Linked DNA regions of Mus musculus: region 2 is linked to region 1. The links are chromatin loops, found by intact Hi-C in ENCODE. Cell type or tissue: left cerebral cortex. All regions are shown on one strand.

Evidence for each region. A loop is a pair of places that touch in the nucleus more often than their neighbours do. Peaks named below come from ENCODE experiments on the same cell type or tissue, not always from the same donor. Only the 100,000 strongest peaks of a DNase experiment are listed, where the experiment ranks them.
Region 2: a loop joins it to region 1, with 2.3 times the contacts of the local background. A loop is called at or near these places in 9 of 42 quality-filtered maps.

The regions. Positions count from the first base shown.
Region 1 is chr6:47,387,238-47,395,237 of GRCm38, forward strand. No RefSeq gene overlaps it. Among named protein-coding and RNA genes, the nearest start is that of Cul1, 63 kb to the right of the region's middle. In left cerebral cortex, a CTCF peak has its summit at 3,539; DNase peaks (open chromatin) are centred at 2,843 and 3,540; H3K27ac peaks cover 1,242 bases.
Region 2 is chr6:47,310,708-47,318,707 of GRCm38, forward strand. No RefSeq gene overlaps it. Among named protein-coding and RNA genes, the nearest start is that of Gm35280, 57 kb to the left of the region's middle. In left cerebral cortex, a CTCF peak has its summit at 3,971 (motif pointing right); DNase peaks (open chromatin) are centred at 3,971 and 4,348; H3K4me3 peaks cover 438 bases.

The DNA of each region.
Region 1 (8,000 bases):
CACAGGTACACACAGGCAAAAGCCAGAGAAGGCCAGAGAAGTGCAGCAGGTGTCTTTCACTATTGTTCTTCTCACAGGGTCTCTCAGTGACCCTAAAGCAGTCATTTTAACTAGTCTGTCTGTCCAGTGAGTTCCCATGAACAGCCTGTCTCCTTCCCTAAATGCTGGGCAACTTGGGAGGCAGAGGCAGGCGGATTTCTGAGTTTAAGGCCAGCCTGGTCTACAAAGTGAGTTCCAGGACAGCCAGGACTAAATAGAAAAACCCTGTCTCGAAAAACCAAAAAGAGAGAGAGAGAGAGAGAGAGAGAGAGAGAGAGAGAGAGAGAGAGAGAGAGAGAGAGAGAATAGAAAATTCTTTAGAGTAGGGAAGGGAATCTTGGCTATGATGATTAATCATCCCTGTCAACTTGAGTGAATTTGAGTCACCTAGGAGACATTACTCTGGGTGTGTCTTTGAGAGCATCCGAGAGCAGGGAATAGAGGTGGCAGCATCCCACAGACTGGGGTCCCAAACTGAATAGAAGGAAGAAGCCAGTTTGGCACCAGCATTTGTCACCCTCTGCTTCCTGACAGTAGTCACAATGTGACCAGCTGCCTCATGCTACCCTAGCTGAAGCCTCTCTCATCACCACACCTTCCCTGCCAGAGTAGACTGCATCCTCAAAGCACAATCCCCGATGAATTTTTCCTTCTTCATGTTACGTTTCTTGTATATTTTGCTCTACAATAAAAAAATAATTAACACAAAAAATTATGACAAAAAAGCAACATTAAATAAAACATTTGTGGATATGTCTTAGCTATTTTTGAGTCTGGAACGTTCCCCAAAGGCCTATGTATTGAAGACTTGGTACTATTGGGAGATGATGGAACCATTAAGAGGTGGGGTCCAGTGGCAGGATTTAGGTCTTTGGTATACCCCTAAAGGGACTTGTAGAACAACAATCTCCTCCTCCTCCTCCTCCTCCTCCTCCTCCTCCTCCTCCTCCTCCTCCTCCTCCTCCTCCTCCTCTTCCTCCTCCTCCTCTTCTTCCTCCTTCTCCTCCTCCTTCTCCTTCTTTTTAGGACGGTGTATGTGTGTGTGTACCTGCATGAATTTATATTACTACCTAAGGGCATTGCCCTAGGAGGCCTACACACACATGTGAACACACATAAACACACATGTGCACACACACACACAAATCTATAATCCAATAAAGAGCTGGCAAAGTATAAATAGAAATGACTCAAAACTCAAAAGACTCTTGGGTATGGGACCATTCACTAGAATATGACCAACCACATAGGAACTCACAGTGATTGTGATACCATGCCTAAGACCTGTGCAAACTCAAGCCAGACAAGATCACAACATGGAGGGGAGAGGTAGGCATGAAGTCTCACTCCTAGCTGAGGAGCTAATGGCCACTAATAGCTGCTGGTAGATAGATAAAAATATAGTCAAGAAAAAGCATAAAATATTCACCTTCATTTACATAAATACTAATCGAATCACGCTCAGGTTAACAAGAATAAAAGAATGACTAAGATTGTTGACAAGACCACATCAGAAAAACCTCTCAGTCACTGTTAGCAGTGAAAACTGGGAAATTTTATGAAGAGCACTTTATTAGTACCCATCAAAATTACTATACAAGGATATTTTGTCCCAGAAGTTTTAGTTCAAAAGATTTATTCCATGGATATTCATTTAATTGTGAAATAAACTAGGAATAAGTTAATTTCAATATTGTTTGTTATCAAACATTCTAAATATATTCTTTAAAATAGTAAATAATATAATAAAAATTTTTAAAGAACTACTTTGGGGCTGTAAGGATGACGCAATAAATACAGCACACACTGTGAAGCATACGCTTTTAACAATAAAAAAAAAAAAGCATATGCTTTTTTCCGGAGCCTACAAAGAATTGGATGCAGGAGTTGGGAACTGGGGCTAGATTCTGAAATCCCACCATTCCCAAGGTGAGATGGGAGGTGGAAACAAAAGGATTGCCTAAAGCTTGCAGGCCAGCTTGCCTGGCACATTCAGCAGTGAACAGCAAAAGACCCTGCCTCCCTGCCAGGGCCAGACTCTTTCAGAAAATTGACTGTCCTTCTCCCAGAAGCTGAGTTGCTAATATTTCCTTGGGTAGGTGTGGGACTTTGAACCCTCCTGTCATGTCCATGCTGGGAATTTGTTTGGCTTGAACTCACATAGGTCTGGATGCTCCCCCAACCACTGTGAGTTCATATGTAGTAGACTATGATCCAGTGGATGGTCCCCATCCCAGAGTACATGACCAGCACAAACTGGACTGGGTGGATTTAAAACAATAAAAAAAGATGATACAAAGTTAAGTGGGTGTAGAATGAGGGGTGTGGATGGATCTCGGGGAGTCGAATGAGAGGGTGAATATTTATAACCCACTGAATGAAATTCTAAAAGAATTTTAAAGCCTGTCTCAAACAAGGTGGAAGGTGAGGGCTAACACCAGAAGTTGTCCTCTGACCACTACCACAGGGATGCTCTAGCACTTGTGTGTGCATGAACACACTCACACACACACACACACACACACACACACATACCACAGTAACATGCACAAAAATTTTATTTCATTAAAGGAATGTTAGCACAAGATTTTCCTCAACAAAAATATTCAGTGTGCTATATGTTACTGTTTTCTACAGGAAGGTGTTATGTTCTTTAAAAAAAAAAAAAATTGCCTTGACAAAACCCAAAAGAAAGACTCTAGGAATGAACCCTCAAAAGTGTGAAGCTCCAGCCCTCAACGTGGGTCTGCAAAACATTTAAATTAACTCCACACAAAGCTGGGCTGGGGCTGAAACAGCCTCCCCTCATGGTTCCCATGCAGAGAGACTGGTCCTTGCTGGCATATAGAGCCAGGGCTGTATTGATAAATGGGCTCCAGGAAAATAGAGCCAGTCGGAAGAGAAATAGAATCAATGAAAGAGAAGGTTCACTCGCTCCAGGCAGGTTCTTTTGTAGTCGAGCAAATAAGAATAGAGCAAAGGGATTTTTTTCATTAAAAAAATCATATAGAACAAAATATTTACAGCTGGTGTGTTGTATTGGAGTGGCTCTAAAAAAATAAACCAAAAATATTAGAACTGACTGTGGCTAAAACGAAAAAGGCTGTTTACCTTGTAAAAGCTGGTTGTTTCAATCTTGTAAAGATGAAAAAAAGGTTTTTTTTAAAAGAAAGACAACCCATTTTTTTAAAACAGCTTTCTCTCCCTAAATAGCTTACTTTTTGGTTTGCAATGAATTTGAAAGCTTTATTTAAATGTAAATTGGGTGGATGGATGTGGCGAGGTAAATTGATATACAGAAGATTAAAGGTCACTGAGAGAAACCTCTGGCCTGTATATTCAGTGCATTTAAGAATGCTCGTTTGTCTCTTTTGCTCAGTGCTAGAGAAAGAAGTGGCTGGGAGTTGGCAAAAATAACAAAAGGGAAACTGTAAAACCGCCTGTCTGAAATCTGTTCTCTCTTCGTGGTTATTTGGGCCAGGCCAGCTTCTTCTTGCCAGCGCTTCTCACATCAGCCACCATGAGCATGAGGAATCAGCACATCTGATCCTGTGCCAGCCAGCTCATGCTGTAAGGCTGCGTGTTCTGCGACTTTGCCTGAGTTTATGGAATTACAGCACCAGTGGGGGTGGGGGTGACAATCCCATACCCTTTCATCTAATAGGTGATGAAAATAATAAAAAACAAAACAAAACCAAACCAAAAAAACCCTGATGTTTTGAAAGTCACTAAACAATCCTAAAGAGGCCTCCCTGTGTGGATGGCTAGTTTCACTTCTAAGAAATCACTGGCTATTGGCAAGCTAGAAATTACCTTTGGTTATTTTAAAAGATGGCTACTTCCCAATGATCTAGAGCCAGGATTGCTGTAGTTTATGCAAATATCTGTAGACAGTATTTTTAAAATACAGTGGAGTAACATACAGAAAGCACAGCAGTGGTCTGGGCAGCACAGTGAACAGGTACCAACCAGACTTAAGAGTACCAGCACAGCATGTTCTGTACAGGATTTTTCCAGATTGTACAGTAAAATGGTCTTCTCTTTGAACAGGAAGTTGGAAGAAGAAAACACTAAAAGCAAAGCAGATCTTAATTACTGACAGACAACCGTTCTTTTGTTTTTCTTACTTCCTGAGCAATCCATTCAATATTGGCAAAAGGAATGTTTTACAATAAAAGTTGACAAAGCATCACAGCAATGCTCATGTAGAGTTAAAATACACATTTGTAAAATACAGTACACCTGTCTACTCCCTGCCAAGATGCCAGCTTTCCCTCAGGCGAACTGCACTGGGCCAGTCTCTCTTCAGAAGAACTCGGTTCCTTCACATCCTGTCAAGCAGGGAAACAAAGCCAAAGGCAGGTTGAACTGAGGTCAGTTGCTTGAAGATGCCAAAAGCCAGGCAAAAAGTCAGAAAAGAGGATTCAATGATGGGTGGAAGTCTGAAAATGAATAGCCAGATATATCAAGTTTAAACTAGGACAAGCCCCCCAAACAGAGATTATTTAGGGGACAATCTAAGAACAAAGTAGGCAAGGAACTCCTGAATGGGCACTTTAAAGGTGCAAGTTAGCTATTCTTGGTTGTCATCTTGATGACATCTGGAATTAATGGGGCACACCTGTGAGGGATTGTTTTGCCTTCTTTGAAGTGGGTAAATATACTTCTAGCCCAGACCTCTGAGGTAGGAAGACACACTCTTGCCCAGGATCTGGAGACAGGAAGACACACCTTTAATCTGAGCCACATTTTCTGCTGGAAGATTATATAAGGACATGGGAGATGGAACATTTGCTCTTTGCCTGCTTGCTCTGGCCTTGCTAGCAAGTGCATTCCTTCACTGGCATTAGAGCCTATTTCTTTGGGAATCTAGCATGAACCAGCTGAGGGTTTTGTGGTTGAAAAACTTCTGGATTCTTGGATTTTCTGTTCACAGGCAGCCATTGCTGGGTTTACTGGATCATAGCCTTGTAAGCCTTTCATTCATATATATATATACATACATAGAGAGAGAGAGAGAGAGAGAGAGAGAGAGAGAGAGAGAGATTCATTCTATTAAGTTGTTTCTCTAGAGAACCCTGACTAATAGAGTAGCTAAGAAGCATATGAAGTAGGTGTGGCTATATCCACACAGACATTCTGCAACACTCAGGACCTCTTCTGCAACAGGTACCTATTAATTTAAAGAAATAGGAATTTGAAAATATTAGCAAAGCGACCAAGAGCAGCTAATACAAGATAGAAACCCAGTCATGCACCAATAGATACTATAACTACACTCTCCAAGAGAAAGAGCAGCAAGAAATACACTTGCTAAAGAATGCCATCACTGTTGTTTACAAGCAAATTCCATGTGATTATAACCACATAAGCTAAACAAAGTGGGTCTGTAGAGTTGGCTCGCCAGTTAAGAATATTGGCTGCTCTTAGCCGGGCATGGTGGCGCACGCCTTTAATTCCAGCACTCGGGAAGCAGAGGCAGGTGGATTTCTGAGTTCGAGGCCAGCCTGGTCTACAAAGTGAGCTCCAGGACAGCCAGGGCTATACAGAGAAACCCTGTCTCGAAAAAACAAAAAACAAACAAACAAAAAAAAAAAAAACAAAGAATATTGGCTGCTCTTGCAGAGGACCCTGGTTCAGTTTCCAGCATCCACAAGGTGACTTAAAACCATCTGCAACTCTAGTTCCAAGGAATCCAATGCCCTCTTCTGTCTTCCATAGGCACCAGGCACTCACATGGCACACATGAAGGCAAAACACCCATTCACATAAAATAAAATTTAAAAGTTACAAGAGTTAATTAAATACAGGCTATGTTCTTACAGAATTCACAAGGAAAAAGAGAAGTAATTCTGGTTCACTGTGATATGGACACCGGATAGCAAACCCATAATGTATAAAAATACAATGGTGGAAAACCTTCAAAGGAGTTGAAATCTAGGCCAAGAACCAAGGCCCTGAATATCCCCACCTGCAAAGAGTAAAAGCAATAGTATGGTTCTAAAACAATACTAAGGCACAAACGACTGATTTACCACTAGGTGCCTTCAAAACACGGCTCTAAAGAGTTCACACATATATGCTTTACATCAAAGTAGTTGGGGGAGCTTTTTAATCACTTGTGGAGGTACTGAGATTGAATCTAGACTCTCACACCACTGAGCCACATACCAAGCTTCTTTACTCTGACAAACCAGTTCCTAAGGCCTAAGCACAACATGATAATTTCAGGAACAACCTCCCCTCTGATAGCAGTCTCTGTCTTAGTGTCCTTTCATGTTGTCATGATAAAATACCCTGAGAAAAGCAAGTTAAGGTTTATTTTAGCTGACAGTTCAAGGTACAGTCCATCATGGTGAAGAAGTCACAGTAGCAGGGTCTTGACGATCTGGCCCCATGGCATGCATAGTTAGAATGACAAATGAATGCACCTGCTCAGTTCCCTCAGTGTCTCTAGGAAGCATTCTTATACACAAATCTAAGGGGTTTTACCTACCAAAGTACAGTTTTGGACCACAAAGCAGAACCAAAGGATGCACTTCATAGCAAAGATGCTGTATCAGTGGTTGCATGCCATCTTGTCAAAAAGCTGTTTCCAAGCTGGGTGTGGTGGCACACGCCTTTAATCCCAGCACTCGGGAGGCAGAGGCAGGTGAATTTCTGAATTCGAGGCCAGCCTGGTCTACAAAGTGAGTTCCAGGACAGCCAGGGCTATACAGAGAAACCCTGTCTCGAAAAAAAAACAAAAAACAAAAACAAAAAACAAACAAACAAAGCTGTTTCCTTGAGGAGCAATAGAAGTCTGTTAAGGGTGTGGCTGAGATCTCCATGGGCCTCACCATGGGGAATCATCATCTATGCAGTAAAATACTCCAAACATAAGCCATTGTATCACTGTATTCTCATTAGATGGAATTCATGGTTCTAGGGTTGAAGGGATGGAAATAGGAGTAATCTACTTGCTGTCACCTCCAGTCACACAGCAGGGAAGTGTGTGCTTCCTTCTCCACAAATATCAATGTACAGTTCCTATTTCAGAGGTGGAAGCACCTTCTAGCTAAAGACACAGCTAGAGGGTCTCCCTGAAGCTCTACGCCATAGCTGCCTCCAGTGACTCTCACTAAGAGACCAGCAGATAAGGAAAGCAGTGAACTTCATTGTAAGGGAAAACTGTCTTTAACTATCAGTAGGAAGTAAGTAGGTAGGTCTGGTGCTAAATATATGTGGCCTATGTCTGGCAGTCAGAAAACACACTAGTATACCCCAATACTCCCATGCCATTTTCTAAATGAATGGACATGGACTAAGATCAAAGTATCTAGAAGCTTGTATTTTTCAGGTGAGTGGGGAATCAAATTACTGAATTAGTGAAGCCTCACAGGTCAACAGGAATGCTAACCAAGGGGAAGAAATCCAGCATGAATAGTACAGAAGGAAGGAGACTCCCAGAAGTAACCTTAAGATCAGTTACAAATACCACCAACCCGAATCCTGCAAACTTCCTCGGAGAACTAGTTGGAGTTGAGCAGCTCAAAGAACAGACTATAGCAGATACTGTGGCATTCAGGACGAATATAGCTGCCTCCAGCTACTGAAAAGGCAGAGGGCTTCCACTCCTACTCCTCTATGGAAATTGCTGCCAGTCAGAGGAAACTACCATCTTTAAAACCTAAGAGCCTATCATTTCAATAAACTAAAAGAGCCCCCTTTCAACTATATTTCTGAATGGACTTCTCAAAATTGTCAAGGAGGTGAGGACACTAACATGAGTGGGTTTGTTGGGAGGAGTGGTTACTATACACACAGGCTTGAATGGAAACCCCACATGGGTAGTTGCTGTTAGCTTTTCCATTTTATTTTATTTTATTTTATTTTTGAGATTAAAAAATTATAGGTGTAGCTGTTTTGCTTGCGTGAATATTTTCACACCGCCACATATGTTCAGTGCCCTGAACAACTAG
Region 2 (8,000 bases), 77 kb before region 1:
GCCTCTGCCTCTGCCTCCCAAGTGCTGGGATTAAAAGTGTACACCACCACTACCCGGCTGTGAAGAGTTCTTATAGGTCTGTTATGATAAGGAAGTACAGTCCTAGCCAAGCAGAAGAGATGCTAATCTGTCCCCCTCCTGCACCTTGCCTTTCCTCATGATCTGTCACCTCCTCCAACTCCTACACCAGCCAGGCTTGCTGACCTTCTGATTTAAGACACCATATCTGAAATGCTATATTTGAAACTGACAGTAGTTTCTGTCCCTGTATCTGGTTCCCCCCACCCCACCCCCCACAGAGACCTGAGTTCCTGCCAGAGAAGAGAAGTCACAGTTGAGTCAACTGTCTCCTCCCAACACAAAGGAAACAACATGATAGGTGCTCTTTAAATGTAGGATTGACTGAATGGACTTCTAGCCCCCCTTTTATGGGTGTGTGTTTAAGGTGCTAAGGATGGACTTGGGGCCTCAGGCAAGCAAGGTTAGAATTCTTCCACTGACAGAGGGAGAGGGAGAGGGAGAGGGAGAGGGAGAGGGAGAGGGAGAGGGAGAGGGAGAGGGAGAGGGAGAGGGAGAGGGAGAGGGAGAGGGAGAGGGAGAGGGAGAGGGAGAGGGAGAGGGAGAGGGAGAGAGAGAGGTGGGTAAAGGAGACAGATCATGTTAAATTATCTTAACTAGCCTAGAACTCGCTCACAAACCCAGGCTGGTCTTGTAATTAATCAATAATCTTCCTTTCAGTCTCCTGAGAAGTTGGAATTATAGCAATGTACGGCTGGGCCCAACTAACTGCCAGCCTTTACACGATATGTTTTTCCTCGAATCTAAGACAGCTGGCCAGAGAGCAGTACTTTCATCAAGAAAAGGCTATGGGAAAAAAACAAAAACAAAAAACAAACAAACAAAAAAACCCCAAGGTCCTCAAGGGTAGCAAGCCTGTGACAAGAAAGAAGTGGACAACGACAGAGATGGGGCTAACCACATCCATCAACAGAGCCATTGAGCCCCGTGAAAGGAGGGTCTGCAGAAGAAAAGGTGTCCAGCAATATCACATTTGGTTCCAAAGGGGTTACAGTGTGTGATTTCAAAACCCATTTCCAAATGCTTAGGATACGCTAGCCCCATGTCAATCAAATAGTAAGTGGACAATAAAAGCAAAATTCTTACCGATAGCCAAGATTAGCTCTGGTTAAACATGGGAACTCCAAACAGATTATCTCCAGACTAGTAGAGGGGTCTTTGTTTCTCTCGATGGATCTGGATGACCAAATGTAACAAGAATATTGGGTTTCTATCTCTAGTGTTATTATAGAGAAGGCATTTAGGGACATTGAAGGGTCCTTAAGTTTTTCAGGAGAGAAGAATTTTTCTGTAGTGTGACAGAGATTTGAAGCAGATTTTTAAAAACGAATTTTCCCCCTTTAAACTGTTGAGTCTCCACTTCATAATCCTGATGGAAAAAAAAAAGTTTCTTCCTTACATATGTATTTTCCTTAGGAACCATCCAAAGTGTTTCTTGGATTCAAATGAGGAAGCTAGAAAGCAGGCCAACGGAATCAAAAGAAACAACATAATGACTCCAAGTGTCATTGAAGTGTGGAGTGAAGAGAAATGTGCTTCTGCTAGCAAACCTAGAAGTTTCCCACAAGCTCCCCCCTTGTTTTTACATGTGGTTCTGTAGACCACAGTGTGTTCCATTTACATAGAACCCTACTGTCAGGATCAAGTTCCATAAGGATTGCACATTCCTAGCCCTAAGTGCCTGCAATGACCCAGCTTCCCCCAAATCTCACCCTCTCCAAAACAGCTCCACACATTGCTGAAGACAGTCCCATGTGTCTAAAATTATTACTGCAGAGAAGCAAATCCAATCACGCCCAAGTCAATTCTGACCCTCCTCTCAGCCTGATGCGGTACCACGGAAGGTGATACCACATCAGGCCCAACATTTAGTGCTTCTGTTCATCCCAACTGATGGGGGAACAGTAGCAGACTCAAGATGATAGGATAGCATCTTTTGAAGTCTTTGCCTGCCCCCTGGAGCCCTTGCTTCCTGTTGAATACATCTACTTTGTTCCATTAAGGCACCTTCTGGCTGCCTCCCTTTTACTGTGGCCTGAGTATTGCAGGCTTATTGATCGGCTGGAGCATTCTTTGTGAGCTCTGGGAAAGTGCCAGTGAGGACATAGCCCTTTGCCAGCTGCAACCTGAGTGCTTTCCTCCCTTCACCCCAGACTGAGGCACTGCCCTGCAGTGGCCACTCCATGCTCCCCCGTGTGCTTGTGATAGGGTCTTCAATTGATCCTTTAGGATGACGCTTACCCTATGCACAGTGTAGCATAGGGAGCTGGGCCACATCAGTCAGTTTTTCTGAGGGAATCTGTATAGCATTACCATAGGTCAGAACAAATACATCCACTGTTGCACCAACAGTTTCAAGTTGGGGCTGTCTTAGTCAGGGTTTCTATTCCTGCACAAACATCATGACCAAGAAGCAGTTGGGGGGGGAAAGGATTTATTTGGCTTACACTTCCATACTGCTGTTCATCACCAAAGGAAGTCAGGACTGGAACTCAAGCAGGTCAGGAAGCAGGAGCTGTTGCAGAGGCCATGGAGGGATGTTCTTTACTGGCTTGCCTCCCCTGGCTTTCTCAGCCTGCTCTCTTATAGAACCCAAGACTACCAGCCCAGAGATGGCCCCACCCACAAGGGGCCTTTCCCCCTTGATCACTAATTGAGAAAATGCCTTACAGCTGGATCTCATGGAGGTATTTCCTCAACTGAAGCTCCTTTCTCTGTGATAACTCCAGCTGTGTCAAGTTGACACAAAACTAGCCAATACAGGGGCCATTTTTAAAATGCAAAGAAGTGTAATCATGAGGTATTTGCTTTGTTGTGTTTTTATGATGCTCTTAACTATGGGTTAACAGTCAAAAAAAAACTTTGTTTTTTTTTTCTTAAGTTGGAAGCATAAAAATTACTCCCCCTCCCCCTTTCATGGGGAAATACAGATAATTTAGTTTCAATGTTGAAATATTTGACATCATTAAATATCACTGAAAGTAGAAAGACAAAAAGTCAAGAACTGTCACTTACATGGGTTTACATACATACAGGCAGGCAGGACATACATACATGTACAGGCAGGAGAGAAAATATATTTAATATACTCATGCGAATGAAGGAAAATGATGTGACTATACACAAACAACCGAGGAGCAGAAGACAGGAACAAAACCAGGAAGGCAGATAATGAAGCAGGAATGCAAATCTCTCGGATTCCGATCTGAGAACCGAGGATGCCACTTTTACAACGTGAGAGTTTCAGGGCCTGGAGAGATGTGTTAATGCTTAAGAGCGTGTGTTCTCACAGAAGATCTAGGATCGGTTCCTAGCGGAGGCTCACAACCATTCATAACTCCAGTTCTAGGGAGTTAACACCCTCTTCTGGCCTCTCAGGCACTGCACACAAGTAGTGCACAGACATACATACAAGAAAATAAAGCTCATACATGCGAAGTGAAGTGAATCAGGTCCAAAAGAGTGACAGCTGACACAAGTGTGTGGCAAAATGGTGAGAGCCCACTTTCCTACCTTATCTACATGATCTAAGGCACTTAAAATTGAGGGTATATAATGAGCCTGTCCGTGGTTGGAAGTACTAGACACTAGCTGTTTTGCCACTCCGTTTAGTCTTACAGTTATTTAAATGCTCTAACTGAAACTTGGACAGTCACATCATTAGAGGCAAATGACATCTAGAAATTTGTTTTTATACTGTTGTAAATTCTCCAACAACCTATGTCTGAGGGCAGATAGGAGTCCTGTTCAAGGCTTCAATTTTAATAGAGAAGATTTCCTTTATTTTTGCCATGCTGATAAATTTCAGATTTTAAACAAACAAAAAATCCATGTGAAATTCTCTTCCAACATAGAATAGGAAGGACAAAACAATTTCAGTATTGAGCCACTAGATGGCAGATTCCTACAGTCTGAGGAACGAATAGGGATCCAAAAAAACAAAAACCCAAGAACGTATTTTTTAAATGTGTTCAAAATCAAATACTTGCTCCGTATGTAATTTAGAAAGTGTCTGTGACTTAAGTCCAAAGAGGAAATGTGATAAGATTAAAAACAAACAAACAAACAAAAACCCTTTTATTTCATCTACATCTGCTAGAGTTTAATAAAAAGTGGGACCCATAGGGATTCATAGAAAAAAAGAAACAAATGTTCTCTCCATGGTTTTCGCTGAGTCTCTCCCCGGAGGAAATGTGCTTTTATAACATCTCCAGCTTGTATTGACTCTTATGCTCTAGCCACCCCAGAGTTTATCCTTGACTCAAACCTTTGCCACTCGATGGCTGCTAGTCAGCCTGGATCAGCTACAGATCAGTGCCTGCATGGAAACCTGAGTCGGGATCCTGCCTCTGCCTTTGGCCAGCTGTGTACACCTCTAACCTGTCTAAGGCCTGAGGTCTGCAAGCCTTGGTACTGGTGTGTGCGCCTATATCTGTGTCCGTGTCCGTGTCCGTGTCCGTGTCCGTGTCCGTGTCCGTGTCTGTGTCAGCAGATGCATGCCTAACAGCCTGTGTTCCAGCTGGGAAATAAAGGATAACTTACCTGCCCACAGTTCCTCACAAGCTCTTCAAGCTCCCAGCTTCCCTCGGCCCTCTTCCTCTCCCATCATGGAAGCTTGGACCTCACAGCTTGGACAAGCATCTCTCTGTAATCTGAATTTACATTTAGCATCATATCTGACTTTGATTTAGTTTGTTTTGGTTTGACTTTGGTTTATAACCTTTATCAAAACAAAGGAATTTGCTCTGAAGCCAGGGGGGTTGAGTCTGACTTTTGTTTCTGTGTTTAATCATGGGTTACTGTGGAACATTTCCAAATCTTTGGAAATAACTAGCTGTTCACATGCAGTTGTGAGATTTAATAGACTCCATCTGCCCTTCACTGTACACACTCAGCATCATCTTTAGGCGCTATAGCACATATCACAACCAGGAAATTGGCATCCGAGTCATGCAGAGTTCACCAGTTTTCCTAGCACTCCTTTGCTTGTGTATATTTAATTTCTGCAACTTTATCACATGTGTAGATCTCTGGGACCACTGCCTCAACCAGGATACAGAACATTCCAATGAATCTTTTACAGCCACTGTGACCTTCCTCTTTGCCCTTGGCCTCTGGGAATCGTGAGGATCATTAGTGTCCAAACTGTAATTTTACCTTTTCAAGGTTTTATCAATGGAAGCAACCTGGGAGGTACCATCTGGGACTGGGTGGGTCTTATTCAGAATAATCCTTTTGAGATCCATCTGAATTGTATATATCACTAGATTACTCATTTTTATTGCTAAGTAGTATTCCACACAATGTATGCATCATAGTATGTTTAGCTATACATGCAATAAGAGATTTATGTGTTGTTTGCAGTTTGGGACAAGTACAGTTAAATCTGCTTTAAAAATTCACATAAAGTTTTGTGTGTGTGTGTGTGTGTGTGTGTATGTGTGTGTGTGTGTGTGTGTGTGTGTAAAAATAAGTTTCATTTTATCTTGGGGGGAAAAAAGAGCAAGAGTGCATTACTTGTGACCATATGGTAAACACGTGTTTAGTTTTATAGGGAGTTGCCAGTGTTTTCCAGAGAAAGTATGACATTTATGTTACTTTGAGGAATGTTTGAGAGTGTCTCTTTTTCCATGTCCTCACCACCATGTTTGTCTGTTCGGTTGGTTGTTGGTTGGTTGGGGTGTCTGTTGTTACTATTTTGGCCATTATGACACGTGTATATAAACTCTCTTTCTAGTTGATATAATGCTTCAGCTGGTGATATCAAACATGTTCTCTAGGCATTTATTTGCATCTATTTCAGTGAAATATCTGTGTATACCCTTTGCCCATTTTCCTTTATTGTTATTATCTAACACAAGGTAAATGCTATGTAAAAAGCAGTATTGAGAAAGTAATAACAGACAACTGTCCATTCATGCTCAATTCAGACAGAATCCCCTTTCTACTACCACCCCCATCTCCTTACTCCTGCTTTCTGCCCCTTCCCCTTTCATCTCACATGTTCTGTTGCCTCCCAAGTGTCCCCCAACCTCCTCTTGATGCTCCAGTCTCATGCTCTTCACCCATTTTCTGATTTGTTCTCTTTTTCACAGTTGAGTGTTGAGAATGCACCCACAATGTCTAAAGTATTCATCACTTGGCCTTTAACAACAGCAAATGCCAATTCTATCTTGCAGTATTATTACAAACTTAAGGCCAGGCTTGTGCGCTGCCATCTTTGCTTCTCCCACTCAACTTGACTCTCCTATGCACGTTATGAGTAAGGCTCTTTTCTCAGAATGGTCACCATGGTCTCCTCGAACTCGGTCTCCAACAATTTCAAGATATGACTACCAGTTGCCCCTCTTCCCAGAATTCAACCCATCAGCCCTTTAAAGATAGGATCCAACTATTTTCCTGAGTGCTGCAGAGAACTCTGTGGATAAAGCAGTTGCCTAGCACGCATGAGGACTTAAGTTTGAACCACCATGTGATGGGGCAATGCAGTGTAGTGAGTGGTTCCTCCATCTTGTTTTCTTGCTGAGGCCATTTCAGGCTTAAGTAGAATCTGATCTTTTTGATGGAGAATCCCATAGAAAACAACTCAGCTCTATTCTAGGAACCAAAGGTCAGGAGCTCCTTAGCTAACTTAGCTTCTGTTAAACTTCCTGTTTCTGCAAAAACTTCCTCCAGCTAACTGCTTATCTTTGCTTCTGTTAAAACTCTGCTTTTGCCCAGCAGTGGTGGTGATAGCACATGCCTTTAATCCCAGCACTTGGGAGGCAGAGGCAGGTGGATTTCTGATTTCTGAGGCCAGCCTGGTCTACAGAGTGAGTTCCAGGACAGCCAGGGCTATACAGAGAAGCCCTGTCTTGAAAAAAAAAATTATGATGTTACCTTTTGCATTTTGTCCCATATAAGCCACGTGACATCCTTCAGTGTCACTTGATAGACGATGTGGCCAGCCCTTGATCTACTGTGGCTGTCTGAGTGCTCACTGCTAGGGCTGACCCACTGGCCACCTCCTCATGCCTGTGTTATTGTCATGATAGCATTCTTCTCATGGGTAGCACAACTCTGAACAAACTCAAATAAGTCTGATCAATCTTGACTCCTCCCCTCCTCAGGACAAAATTCATTTATAGCAATGCAGTATTTTGTCCTTCGGGGTGTGAAAATTAAACTTCAGTCTGTCAGGGTGGTTGCTATGTACCTGTAGAAAGTGATGCAAATACTTTAATACTTGCATTGTAATTTGAAAAGTTTTGAAGGAAAATATCCCAGCTGCAAGTAGGCTAATAAAATAGATGAGTTTGCTATTTTTTATTTTTGCTTATTTTTTTTTCCTCACTAAAATTCTCTTTTGAGGCTGGTTTTTGAGAATCATCCATCGACAGGTACATTTTTCCCAGTTCTTTCATATCTGGTTGTATATCTATCTGTGGTGGTTTGAATGAAAAAGGCTCCCATACATTCATAGGGAGTGGCATTATTGGAGGTGTGGAAATAAGGTTTTACAGGGGGTGGGCTTTGAGGTTTCAGAAGCTCCATCCAAGCCCAATGTCACTCTCTCTTCCTTATGCCTGTGGATCCAGATGTAGATCTCTCAGCTACCTCTCCAGCACTATGTCTGCCTGCCACCATGATGATAAAGGACTAAACCTTTGAACGTGTAAGCCAGCCCCCAACTAAATGTTTTCCTCTATAAGAGTTGCCTTGGTTATGGTTTCTCTTCACAGAAATAGAAATCCTAACAAAGACACTATCCACATGTGTGTTGTTATTGTGTGTCATCATGTGAGGTTTACGTACATTTATATTTAAGTACTTATATGTTCTATATCTTTTCTTTTGAATCATTGAATCCTTATTGTTCATGGAAGATATGCCATGAAAGTAATTTTTGAAATTGTAATGTTAACAAATAGCAATGGTAAGTA